Regions from separate parts of the Homo sapiens genome. Here region 1 is linked to region 2. A link is a contact called in ENCODE Hi-C or POLR2A ChIA-PET data. All regions are on one chromosome and are shown on one strand. Each heading gives the region's core, a stretch centred on a gene start or an enhancer-like site at or near the end of the contact. The rest is flanking DNA. Distances are from core to core; before and after follow the strand shown.

The links. A loop is a pair of places that touch in the nucleus more often than their neighbours do. ChIA-PET counts read pairs that join two places held with the same protein, here RNA polymerase II (POLR2A). Pooled maps may share reads with other maps.
Region 1: a loop to region 2 is called in a pooled map, with 1.9 times the contacts of the local background. The contact joins two enhancer-like sites. A Hi-C loop is called at or near these places in 4 of 50 pooled maps. POLR2A ChIA-PET finds 5 or more read pairs at or near these places in 2 of 52 experiments (A549 and WTC11).

Annotation. Positions count from the first base shown.
Region 1 is chr7:22,480,442-22,483,141 of GRCh38, forward strand. All of the region lies in intron 4 of STEAP1B (STEAP family member 1B), which reads right to left. Among named protein-coding and RNA genes, the nearest start is that of STEAP1B, 18 kb to the right of the region's middle. Within about 2 kb of position 1,355, at least 2 of the 41 ENCODE cell types and tissues checked have a DNase peak (open chromatin) inside an H3K27ac peak, as active enhancers do.
Region 2 is chr7:22,172,883-22,175,582 of GRCh38, forward strand. The region is part of intron 11 of RAPGEF5 (Rap guanine nucleotide exchange factor 5); the gene reads right to left. Among named protein-coding and RNA genes, the nearest start is that of RAPGEF5, 180 kb to the right of the region's middle. Within about 2 kb of position 1,434, at least 2 of the 41 ENCODE cell types and tissues checked have a DNase peak (open chromatin) inside an H3K27ac peak, as active enhancers do.

The DNA of each region.
Region 1 (2,700 bases), core at 105-2,604, 310 kb after region 2:
ACGCTCAAGGTGGGTACTGACAATGCCCGGCTGCCAAGATGGATTAAATTTATGGCAATTTACAGCTCACCCCAGGGAGACTCAGTCTGCAAAAGCTCAGAGACAGGGAAAGTTGCCATAAGGATGCAGGTAATGAAAGCATTAAGCTATCCACTCTATTGAGAAAAATGGCTCCAGGCTGAATTTTCCAGGCACACTGTCTATACCAAACAATTATCCCAATCATGCTATGGTGTTTCCCTCCGTTTTCCCAGTGCTGATGTGCCTTTAGGTGCAGCGGGTTTGTTGCTGCTATGTTTGGGCTTCAGGGTATGATGCTATCTCCCGTCAGAAACCATGATCTTTACTAGGTGCCAGCTACAGCATGCCTACACAGACTTCTAGAAGCAGCAGGGCCAGAACAGAAGCACTTAAGCCCCATACTCAAGAAACAGAAGCCTGGCGCAGGTCCAGCTCTCTGTCCATGGGACCACAATGAGTCTTTCACAGTGCATGCCTTGCTTGTACAAGGGCAATTGTCTCTGAGGTTATGTTCATAATGGTTACCACTTAGGTGTTCACTAACAGGCTCAGTGTTAAGCACTCAATGTGCAGAATGCCACAGATACATCCAAAGGCTCTGTGAGGGGAGGTCACTGGATGTCCTCGTTTCACAGTAATGTAAACCACTTAGGTGATACCTCAAGCTGGTGCAAGTAGTGGCTGACCTTGAATCCAGGTGATGTGACCGCCGCTATGGGTTTCTGTGGGTCCCTTGGCCCAAGGTCCTGTCAATTCACATATACACCTGTCCAGCCCACCCAGCCTTAGCTTCCCCATTTACATTTAATGGTGAAGAGCACAGACCTCTGGAGCCAGACTACCTGTATTCAAATCTGAGCTCTGCCATTACTACCTGTGTGCCTTTAGCTAACCCCTGGGTGCCTGAGGACCCTGGCCTTTTGCTGGCCCTCTTCTTACAGAAGAGAAAGCAGACCCCAGAGCCAGTTTCTCTTCTGTAAGGGAAGCCTGGAGGCTGGTTTTACCTCTACAAGAAGAGAATGGTATTGATGCCTGGCATCACCTGAGAGCTGTCAGAAATGCAGAGTATCAGGCCCCACCGTAGTCCAACAGAGTCAGAACCTGTATTTTAACAAGATCCCTGCGTTGGTTTGCACATTAGAGTTTGAAAAGCACCATCTGATGGCAGAAAATAGTGCCCTGTGATGAATTATTTTGTAAAACACACAAGACTCACGTAACGGTCTACTTTATAAAGCCAGACATATCACAGGTCTACATTTCAGTGCACTTAGAGGGCTATGCCATTGCAGGTGCTCCCCAGATGAACACAGTCACGTAAAGCCAGAGGATTGTGTTGAAAGACAAGGAAATGAAACTAAATCATTGCTCTTAGGACTAAAGTCAATGAGGTAACATTAGCAGCGGTTTCCTGTAATCCTTGAGGGTGGGGAGGAAGCATCCTGTAAGTAAAACAAAGTCTGTTGGCACGTGTTTCCATGAAGATTCATGCCTAATTAAGTAAAACCCACGAAAGCCGGAATCCTGCTCTGGGGAGACTGGGTGGCCACTGTGTTCTCTCTGGAAACTGACTGCTCCCCACAGGGGCCAGGCAGAGCCATGTCTGGGTCTGGTCCTCAGATTCCCAGAGTCCTGCTTGCAAGGGTAGCTGAGTACAGGCATCTCACCAAGTAGCTTTGAACAAAGGGGACTGAGTGGCTCGAACTGTCTTCCTTTCCTGCCCACCACCTCCCACTTTCTGAAAGGGTTCCCAGAAGCAGAGCTTGAGACTGGGCTTCGTGTTCCAATGATTTACTGGGGGTATGCTCTCAGGAGAAGGGGCACACATAGATTTGCCAGATAAAATAGAGGATGCCCTATTAAATTTAAGTTTTAGATAACCAACGAATAATTCTTAGCACAAGTATGGCCTAAGTTGTTTATGGGTCATATTTATACAAAAAATTTTGTTGGCTATCTGAAGTTTAACTGGATTTAGTTATGTTGGTTTGCTAAGTCTGGTAGCCCTGGGAAGAAGGATAGGCAGAGAGGAGAGCTAAGGAGATCTCCCAGCCAGAGCCCAGGATCCCAGCATTGTACAGTGCACCATAGTAGACCCACAATGGGGCCAGCAGCCTGGCGTTCTGTATTCCTGTGCCATTCAGTCACTGGCCAATCTGCCCCCCAGGCACATAGGGGGAGGCAGATGCTGTTCATGGGCAAAGGAAGTGAGTGGATCCCATTTGGCCAAGGGCAATTCTCCAGAGAATGAGAGCAGCTGGAAGCTGCAGACAGCCAATATTCAATCAGAGTGGGGCCTCTCTGGGGTCAGCTCTGACAGTTGTGGATGCTGTCATCCACAACCTCTCCCCACCCTACACACACTCCTACTAGCAATCCTCAGGCCTTTCATAAGTCAACAGCAGTTTATGAGTGGCTTTGAACTGGGGAGACATCCCTGGATCTTGTCTCAGGTCCCTGGGAATAGATTTGTAAGTAGGGCTTCCAAAAATAAAATGAGGTGCACCTTGTCCATTGACTGCCAGATCTGTGCCGCCAGCACATCATCCCACCAACTTTGGTTTGCTCTGGGTATTTCTGAGAGCTGGATGGGGCATTTTCTTTCCATGCTTCTAGGACAGTCTTTGTTTCACCAGGATGGAAAAGGGGTAGGGAGAGAAGTTTTGGCCCACGTCACCT
Region 2 (2,700 bases), core at 184-2,683:
TGTTAAAGTGAATTACCAAGAAAGCAAATTAAAAGAATTTTGACAGGCAACTGCCTATAGTAGCCATTTAATCCAAGTATGGTAATGTGAATATTCAACATTTCTGTATTAACTCATATTCCCTGAAGTACTATTAGCCGTTTTGTTTCACCTGTATTTCTACTTCAGATGTAATGGAATTTAAGGCACTCTAAAATATATTCTACTTAACCTTTATTTTAAGAAGCCAAGAAAAGCTTTGAACATGAAAGGGCCCATTTCTGGTCCTGGAATGTTACAACTTGCCATTATTTTTTGAGAAGCAGTGCCAAAATGTACCATGTAATTTGATTAAGCACAAATAAAATTTTTTTCATGTTCAGGTTGGAATAATAGATTAAAGTGCTATGCCATTAAAAGCAATGCTTCTTTCCCTGTGTATCTTACATTTCTGAAAGTGATATTAACGACCTCGAACGCAGCTTTTTACTACAGCTCTTAAATTCACTTAATCCCTGCCAATTCTTACAGGCTCACCATAGCGTTTTCTTTAGCCATTCTAACATAACCAAATCTTGAGATCTAGCTTTATTTTTAGGTATTTGTGGCAGAAAAAAAGTGCTTACTTATTTAACGCTGTTTATATATCAAATCTTAAAAGTCACCCCTTTAAATGACAGGAACTTACTACAGACAGGGCTTGGGGACACTCTTCAAATAATCAAATCTGTTTTTATTTTAACTTGTAAAATTCAGTTTTAGAATCCTGTCATTCCGTCTTCAAGAAAGAATGATTTGAATACAACAGGTATTCCGTTCTTAGCTATGCTTAATTCTATACACTGCCTTTTAAAAATGTTACTTGGAGGGGCATAGAGTAATAAACAGGGGGCTTGTCTACCTTCTCCAGGCTGCGGCACTCAGAGAAAGGGTGCAGGTCACCCTGGGACTAAGAGCGGTGAGCGGCCTCATAGCTCCTGTTGTTACATCCCAATCAGCTGCTCTCAGTGTCTAGGTACAATTGCAGCCCATTCATGGCATATGCATGCGTCTGCCAAGTATGCTGGGAAGCTCAGAAAACAGTATAAAGAATACTATGGAAACAGACAGCTGGAAATCTAACGGGGTAGCCTAATGCATAGTCCTTAATCTCTCTAGGCCTTAGTTAAGTCACCTGTAAAGTGGCTATCATATCTATACCTAGCAGAGTTACAGTGAAGATTAAATAAGACAGTGTATCTAAAGCAACTGGCAGAGAGCCTGGTATACCCTAGGCACTCTAGATAAATACTACCTATTATTTATTTTTATAAAATAAAATTATTTCAACCTTGTCCCAATTCTCCAAGTGCTACCAATCCGCCAACAAAAACTTGAGAACTATGAATTTCCAAGAAGAATTGGAGGAGGAAAAGGAGAAGCAAATGTGAGCAAAGCAACGGATGTGGGTGGGTCTGTGGCTGAGTCACAAACCTGTGGTCTTGTGACTTGCAGGTCTTGTTTAGTCCCTAGAGATGCTTTCTGTGAGTTGACAAAATTTAAAAGTCAGAAGATCTGGCAACACCAGGGCCACATCTCCTATGGCAACCATGTTTAGAGCCAACTTGCCTACTTTATGCAGGAGGCACTCTCCAGTTCATCACCCTTCTGCTCTGGCAGTCTTCACTCACTCACTTTTACTGCCTGTGGACATGCAAGTTGGTAAGTCTTGGTCTACAGCACAGTTGTGTAGTAGTAATAGAAGAGATCACATAGTATAATTGAAAAGTAAAGCTAAAGAAATAGGTTGGAGGAAATTCCTGAAGGATCTTTGAATGCTAAACTAAGGAGCCTGGGGCTTATTCCACAGGAAAAGGGAAGTGAAGGGAGATTTTCAAGACCAGAAGTGACAAGAGAGATATGAGTTAAGCTTGCTTCATCAGGGAACTCAGACTGGATAAGGGAAGGATAAGGGGAGGGAGGTGAGTTTGCTTTTAAACTTGCTGAGCTTGGGTTCCCCAGGTTACTCTAAGGAAAGCTATTAGGAAAAAATATCAAAAACCAGAGCTTGCCAAAGAGGGTTACAGTTATGATTGTGGGAGCCAGTACCTAAAGAGGATGGCTATGGCCAACATGATTTCTCAGAAAAATAAGCAGCAGTCTAAGGGAGTGGGATATTCATGTTTGGGCGATGGTAAGGGAAAGATGAGTTAAGGAAGGGGAAAGAGAAGGAGGAGAGAAACAGAATAAAGAGAAACGAATGTACAGTCAATAGCCTCCTTTCTGTAAACAAACAAACGGGACACAAATGTAATAACCAACAAGAAAGAAAAGGATTGGAAATGAGTGTTAAATGCTGCTTGAAGAGGCTTTATCGGGCTCAGGACTCAAAGAGCACTGGATTTGTTATGTGGACAGTCCCTGGTTTGATGACCTTAGAGAGATGCCCCTTGGTGAATGGTGGGGGCATACTCTAGTTAAAAGGAACGAAGGATATTCTGATAATCAGTGGTCACACCATATATCACACTGTTTTTTCTTTTTTTCTCCAAAGACTCCTCCTAAAGTTGTAGAGCTCATTGTTTAGTAAGAGCAGTTGCTCTCACAAGGAGCTGGGATGAAAAATTTCTCAATAATCAATACAATTATCATTTTATTTAACTGTACAGATTAGAATGTGGGAATTGTCATGGGCACGAAGCCTTCAGCACCAATCTGCCAGCATCTACCAACAAAAATTAA